2 separate regions of the Mus musculus genome follow, and region 1 is linked to region 2. A link is a loop called in an ENCODE intact Hi-C map of the cell type or tissue named here. Cell type or tissue: heart. All regions are shown on one strand. Region 1 has its middle 4.8 kb from the start of Pacsin1. Region 2 holds the start of Snrpc (U1 small nuclear ribonucleoprotein C).

Region 1 (5,000 bases), 190 kb before region 2:
AACTTACTCTGTAGACCAGGTGGTCTTGAACTCGCAGAGATCCGCCTGCCTCTGCTTCCTGAGTGCTGAGATTACAGGCATGTGCCACCACACTTGGCAAGACCCCGTCTCAAGTATAATATTGAAAGAAAACAGCACCTGGGAGAGACTGGAGACACAGCTCTGTGGCTGGGGTAACACGGTGGGCAGGGCTCTGTGGCCAGGTTGGTAAGGCACATGCTAGCATGCAGGAGCCCTGGGCTTGATCCCAACTCAGTAGAGATGGGGCTGAGGTGTGCACAGGTGTAATCTGTGTGCTGCTGAGGAGAAGCAGGAGGGTCAGAGGGTCCTCAGCACCAGGGCATGTTCAAAGATCTCTTGTGCTACACAAAAGCCCGTGTTAAAGCAGCAAAGTTGGACGAGGAGTGAGTAGGGCAAAGCCCTGGTGGGTCTACTTCCAGGTCCCTTAACTAAAACCTGAGGACCCAGGCTGGACATGGGCGTGCCGCCCAAGAGGCATGACAACAGAATGAGGGACATTAGACAGAGACACCCGCATCAGGAATGGTGGTGCATGTCTTTGATCCCAGCACTAGGGAGGCTGAGGTAGGCAGAGCTCTGTGAGTTCAAGGCCAGCCTGGTCTATATAGTGAGTTCCAGAACAGCCAGGGCTACATAGAGAATCCCAGAAGAGGCCATCAGATCTTATTACGGATGGTTGTGAGCCACCAAATGGTTGCTGGGATTTGAACTCAGGACCTTTGGAAGAATAGTCAGTGCTCTTACCCACTGCGCCATCTCTCCAGCCCCCCCCCCCTGTTATTTTTGTTTTTAAAAGGCTCAACAGTACATAGATTTGTATCCACCCGGAGCTGGTACAACAAATGTGTTCTCACTGCCAATACACTTTGTGTGGCTTCAGGCCCAAGGCAATAGATCCAGCCGACCCTGGGTTGAAACCACGAGCCAAAAGAAACCCCTTCTCCTTTGAAATGGGTTCTCTCGGGTGTTTGTCACAGTGAGGAAAGGTTAACAAACTGTAGTAAGAGGTTAGCCGTGCACCAAAGCCTTGGAATGCGGCAGAAACAACATCCTTTCTGAACTACGACTATTTTGTTTTGTCTGATTCTTTGAGGCAAGGTGTTGCTCTATAGCCCAAACTTACTTGAAACCCTTGATCCTCCTGTCCCAGTGTCTTGAGCTCTAAGATTTCAGGTGTGCATCATCATGTCAACTCCAAGTGTTAAGGTTAAGAGCACATGAGATTGAGAGTGGAGCAGCTAAGCAGCTAAGGGTGCTTGCAGCCAAGCTTAACGACCTGAGTTTGATCCCCTGGACCCCTATGGTGGATGGTGAGACCCAATTCTCAAAAGTTGGCCTCTGAGCCCAGCAGTGGTGGCGCATGCCTTTAATCCCAGCACTTGGGAGGCAGAGGCAGGTGAATTTCTGAGTTCGAGGCCAGCCTGGTCTACAGAGTAAGTTCCAGGACAGCCAGGGCTACACAGAGAAACCCTGTCTTGAAAAACCAAAAAAAAAAAAAAGTTGGCCTCTGACCTCTATATACCCACTATCCCCTCCCTGACACAAATAAATAAATAACTTAAGGAAAGAATAAAATCAGAGGTACAAGCCTGAGGGACCTGAGTTTGAATCCAGGAGACCCCATAAAGTTAGATAGAGAACCAACTCTATGATATTGTCCTCTGACCCCGCCCCCAACACACACTGATAATAAAAAAAAAAATTAAAAAAAAACAATAGGGGCTGAAGAGCTGGTTAAGAGCACACACTGCTCTTGCAGAGGACCGGGACACAGTTCCCAGCACCAAGTGGTGGCTCACAACTGTAACAGCTCCAGTGGAGTAGAGCGCTGTCACTGGGGCAGTGGAGGCAGGAGGATGAGAGGTTTAACGCTATCCTCAGCTGCATAGTGCGTCCAGGCAGTCTAGGCTACTACCGAAGACCTTGACTAAAAAAAAAACGTAAATCTAAACCCAAACCAAACAGGAATTCCGCTTGTAGTTAAGGTACTGTACCACTAGGTGGCGAGGGCGTCCAGGCCATAGCCACAGGACCGCAGCGACGTCGAGCCCTCTGGCTTGAAGTAAGCACCTAGTCCAGTCTGCTTTTTCTTTCTGCCTCAGTCCTGCCTGGATTGGATTCACAGCTCCAAGGCTTTCCAGCTGTGTGACATCACACAGGCTACCTAACCTCTCTGGCCTCCATATCCCAGCCTGTACCATGATGGTCAGTAATTACAGCGTCCCCATGGTTCCTATGCCTCAAATTCAGAAAGAACCCGGTACAGGGACGGCTCTGTTTGTTTGTGTGTCCTGGGTAAGCTGTCTCCGGGGTCCTAAATCTGGGTACCCCTAAAGGTTAAGGGTTTCATGCAGGAGGTGTGGTTTCCAGCCATAAGTCAGTGGCAGAGAAACCATTGCAAGGCTCCTGACATCTGGTCTCAGGGTCCAAGGTGCGGCTGGCAATCGTCCCTGTCCACCAGGCAGGTGACTCACTGTCCGAGAGCTTGAAGCGAGCTGACGGCGCCATGAGGAGAGAGAGCCGGAAGGCCGTCCCTCAGCACTGCCCATTCCCACGTCAGGTTGCTGAAAGGGAGCGTAGAAAATAAAACCCTGTCCTAGGCAGCCTAGACCCAGCCAGACTCCCGGATCCATCTTGCCCAGCCTCCAAACAGGACTCAAGGTGGCAAGGACCAGATCAGAGCTCAGAGATCTGTTTATAGCCCCAGCTCTGTCACTGAAGTGCTGTGTGACTTGGAACGAGCCTCTTTCACTCTCTGGGCTTCAGAATCCCATCTACCCACAGTGGGATAGATCCCTGGCCTTCCTTTTCAAGCTGTGGAAAGAACAGGGGTGGTTGGCCTGGAGGTGTGGACAGTGCCTGTTGAGCATGCGCAGAAGGCTCGGCAAGTAAAGGTGCTTGCTGCAGATGCCTGGTGGCCTGAGTTCAATCCCGGCTCCTGGAGGAAGAACACTGGCTCCCAAAAGTTATCTTCTGACCTCCATCCACACACCGTGGCACTTGTGCTCAAACACACATATGGATGCAGGGCACACACACAATAATAATAATAATAGATAATTGTTAGCCAATATGGTGGCACATGACTTTAATGCCAGCACTTGGAAGGCAGAGGCAGGCGGATTTCTGAGTTCGAGGCCAGCCTGGTCTACAGAGTGAGTTCCAGGACAGCCAGGGCTACACAGAGAAACCCTGTCTGAAAAAATAAAAACAACAAACAAACAAACAACCCAAAAAACAAAAACCAACAACAACAAAACCGCAAACTGGGCATGGTGGTGCATGCTTGCAATCCCAGCACTGTGGAGCGAGGGTAAGGGTCAGAAGTTGGACCTCACCTGCAACGGCTCAAGACCACCATAGGAAGATACACATGACTGTCTGAGGGAGAGAAAGAGAACTCAAAACGGCTCTCCTTCCCCCCCCCCTTTTTTTTTCTATAGGAAGACAGGGCAACTGGAGTCTCCCTTCTGCCCGGCCCCCTCTTCCAGGCCTAACACGCAGTATCAATTACCAATCCATTATTCATTCATTGATTTATTTATTTCCGCGCCTTTCAGTGCTGGCCTGCCTTTCTGTCCCTACGTCTTTTGTGTTTCGCTGGCATCTGCAAACCCCTCAGGACCAGCGCTGTCTTCCTTCTGCGTGGCCCAGAGTCTGAGGGAGGATGGACCAAGGGAGGTTCAGGGCTCTGGGTGGGAAGGACAGCCCCATGGAAACATACAGGGGTCAGATCTCCACGGGGCTGAGAGAACGTGAGGCCAGGACACGAGAGACGTGGGAAATGCTCAGAAAAGGAAGAGTTGCTGTGCCGGAAACGGAGGGCATCTGTATTGAAGCAGAGGCGCAAAACGGGAGGGAGGGTGGGGGAGGTACGCGGAACAGGAAGGGGTCGGGGCGGGGCGCAAAGCAGGAAGGTGGGTTAGGTTCACCTTGGACAGGCAAGCAGAAGGTCTGCAATTAGAAAGTCTACAAGGAAGCTGGTCTAAATTGGGAAGTGTGGACATCCCGCGTCAGTTCCCGAAACATTTTATTTTAGGTTACACAGTGTGTGTGTGTGTGTGTGTGTGTGTGTGCGCATGTGTTCTGAATTCAACCCCAGCCACACCTCAGCTCTGCACAGAGAGCCCCTGGCTGCCTTCTGTCTTTACCCTCTCTCCTCTCTACTTTTGTTTGTTTGGTCTTTAAAAGAGACTGCTTTGTTTTTTAAGGCATGTGTGTCTGCTCAGGACTCTGCGCACACGCACACGGGTGCAGGTGTCTAATGAGTCCTGCAGAGGGCGTGAGGATGCTCTTGAGTTGAAGTTACAGACAGGTGTGAGCTGCCCCATGTGGGTGCTGGCAACCAAAATTAGGGCGTCTAGGAGAGCAGTAAGTTATCTTAACCACTAAGCCTCTCTTTGTTAGTTAGTTAGTTAGTTTGTTTGTTTTGTTTTGTTTTGTTTTCGAGACAGGGTTTCTCTGTGTATCCCTGGCTGTCCTGGAACTCACTCTGTAGACCAGGCTGGGCTCAAACTCAGAAATCTGCCTGCCTCTGCCTCCCGAGTGCTGGAATGAAAGCTATATACCACCCTACCGACCTCCTGTTGGATTTTTCAAGAGGCCCAAGATGACCACAGACTCCTTCTGGACCACTGGGGTTACTACAGGCCTGAACCACTGTCACCAGCTATGTCACCAGCTATGTGCTGGGGGCCTAGGGCTTTGGGTGTGCTCAGCAAGCACTCAGCTAACTGAGCCATGTTCTTATGCCCTCCCAGTCTCCTGACGGACCTACAGCTCTGTGAAGGTTGTGCTTTCTCCCAGCCTCCGGCTTCTCTTCCCCACTCTATCATAGCCTTCTATTCAACCCTCCAAATGTCTGACCGTCTAGGGATATATCCTGTCTGGGAAGTTTGGGGCTGTGGACTCCACTGGCTTTTTTCTTAAAAGTATCATCATCTTCACCATCATCACCACCACCATCATCATCGATGCCT
Region 2 (5,000 bases):
TGTGCATCGCTGTTGCCTGGCTAGGTCTAGGTTATTTTATTGTAATTTATGTATTTATTTATTTATTTTGGTTTTTCGAGACAGGGTTTCTCTGTATAGCTCTGGCTGTCCTGGGACTCACTTTGTAGACCAGGCTGGCCTCGAACTCAGAAATCTGCCTGCCTCTTGCCTCCTGAGTGCTGGGATTAAAGGTGTGCGCCACTGTAGTGGCTATTCCTGGTTGTCAACTTGACTATATTTGGAATGAACTACAATCCGGAATTGGAAGGCTCACCAGTGACCCTTATCTGGAGGCTTGGAGATCCTTATCAGGATCTTGGTATGGAGATCTTGAGCCATAGTGGCTATGGATTCCAGAAGATTCAATCTCCGAGTTTAAGGAACACACCTTTAATCTGGGCTACACCTTTTCATCTGGGATTAAGGGTGTGGTGGAACACAACTTTAATCTGGGCTACACCTTCTGCTGGAGACAATATAAGGACATTGGAAGAAGGGAGTTGAGCTCTTGCTCCTTTGCCTGCTTGCTGCGTGAGACTGAGTAACTGCTAGATCCTTGGACTTCCATTCACAGCTGCGACTGAACCATTGTTGGGAATTGGGCTGCCGACTGTAAGTCATCAATAAATTCCTTTACTATCTAGAGACTGTCCATAAGTTCTGTGACTCTAGAGAACCCTGACTAATACAGCCACCACGCCCGGCTTTAATTTATTTTTTGAGACAGGGTTTGTCTGTGTATTCCTGATTGTTCTGGACCTCACTCTGTACATCAGCCTGACCTCAATCAGAGATCTGCCTGCCTCTGCCTCCTGAGTGCTACGATTAACCACCCCGCCAAAGGTCTAGGTTATTTAAGGAACTAATAAGGACCAAAGTTATCTGAAGGTGACAATGAAAATCACTGCTTTCAAGTGATATCACATTTGAATTGAATTTTGCAAACCAGCCTAGGGATAGTAACTTTTCTGACTCTCTCTCTCTCTCTCTCTCTCTCTCTCTCCCTGCCCCCCCAAGTGTGTGTGTGTGTGTGTGTGTGTGTGTGAGAGAGAGAGAGAGAGAGAGAGACAGCAGTATGACTCCTCCCTCCTCTCTCATTCTTTGGAGTTCAAGTTAAAAGGCAATCCACTTTGTTTGAGAGAACAGACTCTAAGTTTGACCTGTTAGTTGGCAATGTACTGCTAACAACGTCTATAGAATCACTACCATTTATGGTGGCCTAAGTGCATAGACCTTTCGCTAAATGCCCTATGAGCTTTACATTTAAATTTTTTTTATATTTTGTTTTATTTTAGACAAGGTTTCCCTGTGTAGCCCTGGCTGTCCTGGAACTCACTCTGTAGACCAGGCTGGCCTTGAACTCAGAAATCTGCCTGCCTCTGCCTCCCAAGTGCTGGGATTAAAGGCGTGCGCCACCACTGCCCGGCTTAAATTCATTTTTGTATTATTGTATGTATATGGGTGTTTAGTTTGTAAGTGCACCATGTATGTGCCTAGTGCTGGGAGTGGATTAAAAAAGATCCATCAGACACCCTGAGACTTGAGCTGCAGACAGGTGGGAGTCACCACGGGGGAGTGTTGGTGATCGAACTTAGATTGTTCCAAGAGCAACAAATGCTTAATCGCTACACCAATTCTCCAGCTACTTTCCAGCATTTTTACATTTGATTCTTCCTTAAACTGCACAAGTTATTACCTTTACTTTTCAGATAAGGAAACTGAAGCTCAGAGAGAGTAAATTGCACAGCTAGGAAGGAAGCAGGGAGACAGGGTTTAAAACTTGAGACCCGCCCCACTCACCCAGGAGTGTGTCCCTACAATTCACGTCTGTCTTAATTGCTCAAATACAATGATCAATTTCTCAGTGATCGTCTTCTACATTTTCTTTGTCTTCCTTGATGTTCAGCTGCGCTCTTCCCCGCTTCATTTCCCCAGCATAGGACTTTGATCCCTCAGCCACTGATCGATTTCAGCTTACTGCTAATCAGGTCTTGGAGAATGAGAACTTTTACCTGATTTGGTTCTGCCTTTTTCACTTCTCATTTACAGAAGAGCTGGGTACATACTAGAGCAGTGGTCGTGACACCTTTTGCGGGTCGAACAACCCGTTCACAGGTTTCTCCTAAGACCATCAGAAAACACCGATAATTTGCATTACTAGTCATACGAGTGGCAAAATTACAGTTATGAAATAGCGACAAGAATAATTTCTGGTTGGGGGGGTCACCACAATTTGAGAAGCTGGATTAATGATTCGCAGCGTAGGAACTGCTGACTCAGGGTTTTGGAACCTTTTGTTGATAGTACTAAATTACGCACTTCCTAGACGGAGTAACTAATCCTGAATAAGTGAGCGCGGATTGAACCTCAGAGGCACCCACAGCATCCGTAGGGCAGAGGCCGGAAGCGGAAGTCCTACCCCTCCTGTCTGCATCCTTTGCTCGCGTCGGCGCAGCCTGTGTGCGTCAGTTCCTGGCGGCGGGGATCGGGGTAGCCAACGGCTTGTGGAGCATCATGCCCAAGTGAGTGTGGCCCTGGGAGCAAGCGGACTTGCGGTGGTCAGTTGGGTCCTGGTGAAGGTGCAGGGCGGCGGCCTCGGGTTCTGGACGTTCCGAGGGGAAGGCGAGCCCCTCCGAGGGATGGCGGGTGGAGACCCAGGCTCTCCGGCCATCCTGGCAGAGTGGGCGCGGACCCTCGCTCAGAAGCCTCGCATTCTGTCAGGACGCTTTGTTTGACTTACAATCCGAGGAAGTTGGGTTTTGGGTCTGTTTGTTTGGACAGCTGTTAATTGCTGACGTTTTCTTTTGTCATTTCAGGTTTTATTGTGACTACTGTGATACGTATCTTACCCACGATTCTGTAAGTGGCGGGTCTTTTTTATAATCCTAAAACGCCTTGTATGCAAAATTCTTTTTCTTTAGGTCCAGGTGTGTGCATTACAGTCTCCTGGAAATTTTATGACAACCTTTCTTAGAAAGTAATTAGGAAGCGGGTGTTTTTTCCCACCCTTTTTGTGAGGTCTTTGCAATTTGAAGGTATTTGCAGAATGATAAAACTTTAAGCAAGCTTGAAGATGGAAAGCATTTGCGTATACAGAAACTGCATGTACCTGTAATGTCAATACTTGAGAGGCTGAGCCAGGAAGATGGCAAATTCCAGGTCAGTTAAGGATACATATTGAGACCTTGTCAAAATAACTCGCCCCACCCTCCAAAAAAAGCCCAACAAAACAAAAAACAAACAAACCAGGAGTGTGTTCCTACAAACTTGCAGATTTGATTATGTCACATTATTCAAATGCCTGGTTAAAATGGAAAGAAATGTCTTAGTGTACAGCTCCATTCTCAGCTCCTGTGAGAACCTCATTAACTATTGATCATCAGGAGGAATAACTGAGATATGTGATTAGTGTTGCCCCGTGTGTAGCAGCCACAAGGCCCAGCAACAAAGTTAGGGCCTGGCGCCTGTCTTCCTAGTACACTGAGATGGAGCATTGCTGTGAGTTTAAGGCTATGGTGGGAGACCCTACCTCAAAAAAAAGCAAATCAAAACAACCTTTAGCAACAACAAAATTTGGTTTTTATGGTTTTAATAGTTTTAAATAATCTATTTATCTGCCCCCCCCCCCCCCAATCTCCTGAGGAAACAAGACAGATCTTCTGGAATAATTTGTAAACCAGGCTGACTTCGAACTCACAGAGAGCTGCTTGCTTTCTGCCTTCTGAGTGCACGGAGTAAAGTTATGTGCCACCACTTCCTTGGCTTATTTATTTTTGGAAAGGGTTTCATTATGTAGCCCTGGGTGGCCTAGAACTTATGTAGAACAGGCTGTCCTGCTGCCTCCATGCCTGGGATTCAAGGCCTGCATCACTCCGACCAGCCTATAGTACTGTATTCTCCTAATAGTGTGGCTTAAATATATTTAAGCTGCTGTTTTCCCATGAGAAACATGAGGACGCTGGGCGTGGTGGCGCACGCCTTTAATCCCAGCACTTGGGAGGCAGAGGCAGACGGATTTCTGAGTTCGAGGCCAGCCTGGTCTACAAAGTGAGTTCCAGGACAGCCAGGGCTATACAGAGAAACCCTGTCTCGAAAAACCAAAAAAAAAAAAAAAAAAAGAGAAACATGAGGACATTGAAATAGTACCAGGATTCAGATCAGCCATACGCATGCTTTTTCTTAAAGTAGCAAACTGTTTTAGATTTGTAAATATGGAGTCTTTATAATACTAAAAAGTCTTTATAATACTAAAAGTCATTGTAGACAGAAGCCATAGACAGTAAATAAATGAAGCTGCCAGGCAGATGTATAACCCAGTTGGTAGAGCACATGCCTAAACTACAGAAGCTCTGAGTTCTGTTCCTGGTACTGAGTAGTGAGGGAGGCCAAGAGGCAAGGATCTATGTGTCTGCCAGTGCTCAAAAGCAAATGTTTGATGGGTAGGCCCCAGTATGCTGGCCTCTGGGATAGTTTGTAAGTCCAGGAAAGATGTGTACTGAAGGCAGTGTATAAAAGGTATTTCAGTGTCTTAGCTAGGCTTCCCACCCAGAGGCAAAGCGGGAAACCTTTTTAGTTTGGTGATTTTTTTTCTCTGTGTTGGCCATGACCTTTCTGTTTTCCAGCCATCTGTGAGGAAGACACACTGCAGTGGTCGGAAACACAAAGAGAATGTGAAAGACTATTATCAGAAATGGATGGAAGAGCAGGCCCAGAGCCTGATTGACAAGACAAGTACGTCTCACAGCGTGGTCTTGGTGGGGTAGAGCATCTCACTCTGTGGTGGGCTTGGAGGGGGGGCAGAGAAGATGGAGCTGCCTAGGATTTTCCTGTTACTGTCAAGATTGTGTAACACATCTATGGGACCCTGTCTTTGAAAAATTGTGAACCACAATGTTGAGAGTTTTCCATGATGATTGGAGAAGGTAGAGATGCCTTTGAGAGACTTTATTTTGGGTTTCATGTTTGTAACTCTGGCAAAGAGAATTAGTCAGGTGAAACCT

The links. A loop is a pair of places that touch in the nucleus more often than their neighbours do. Peaks named below come from ENCODE experiments on the same cell type or tissue, not always from the same donor. Only the 100,000 strongest peaks of a DNase experiment are listed, where the experiment ranks them.
Region 1: a loop joins it to region 2, with 2.3 times the contacts of the local background. A loop is called at or near these places in 3 of 42 quality-filtered maps.

Annotation. Positions count from the first base shown.
Region 1 is chr17:27,648,306-27,653,305 of GRCm38, forward strand. No RefSeq gene overlaps it. Among named protein-coding and RNA genes, the nearest start is that of Pacsin1, 4.8 kb to the right of the region's middle. In heart, a CTCF peak has its summit at 2,021 (motif pointing right); no DNase peak of the experiment used is centred here; H3K27me3 peaks cover 420 bases.
Region 2 is chr17:27,837,648-27,842,647 of GRCm38, forward strand. Snrpc (U1 small nuclear ribonucleoprotein C) reads left to right here and starts at 2,440. Exons shown (of 6, transcript NM_011432.2): 1 at 2,440-2,522; 2 at 2,817-2,859; 3 at 4,623-4,731. The coding sequence starts at 2,515. In heart, a CTCF peak has its summit at 2,467; a DNase peak (open chromatin) is centred at 2,424; H3K4me3 peaks cover 2,008 bases; H3K27ac peaks cover 1,239 bases; H3K27me3 peaks cover 33 bases.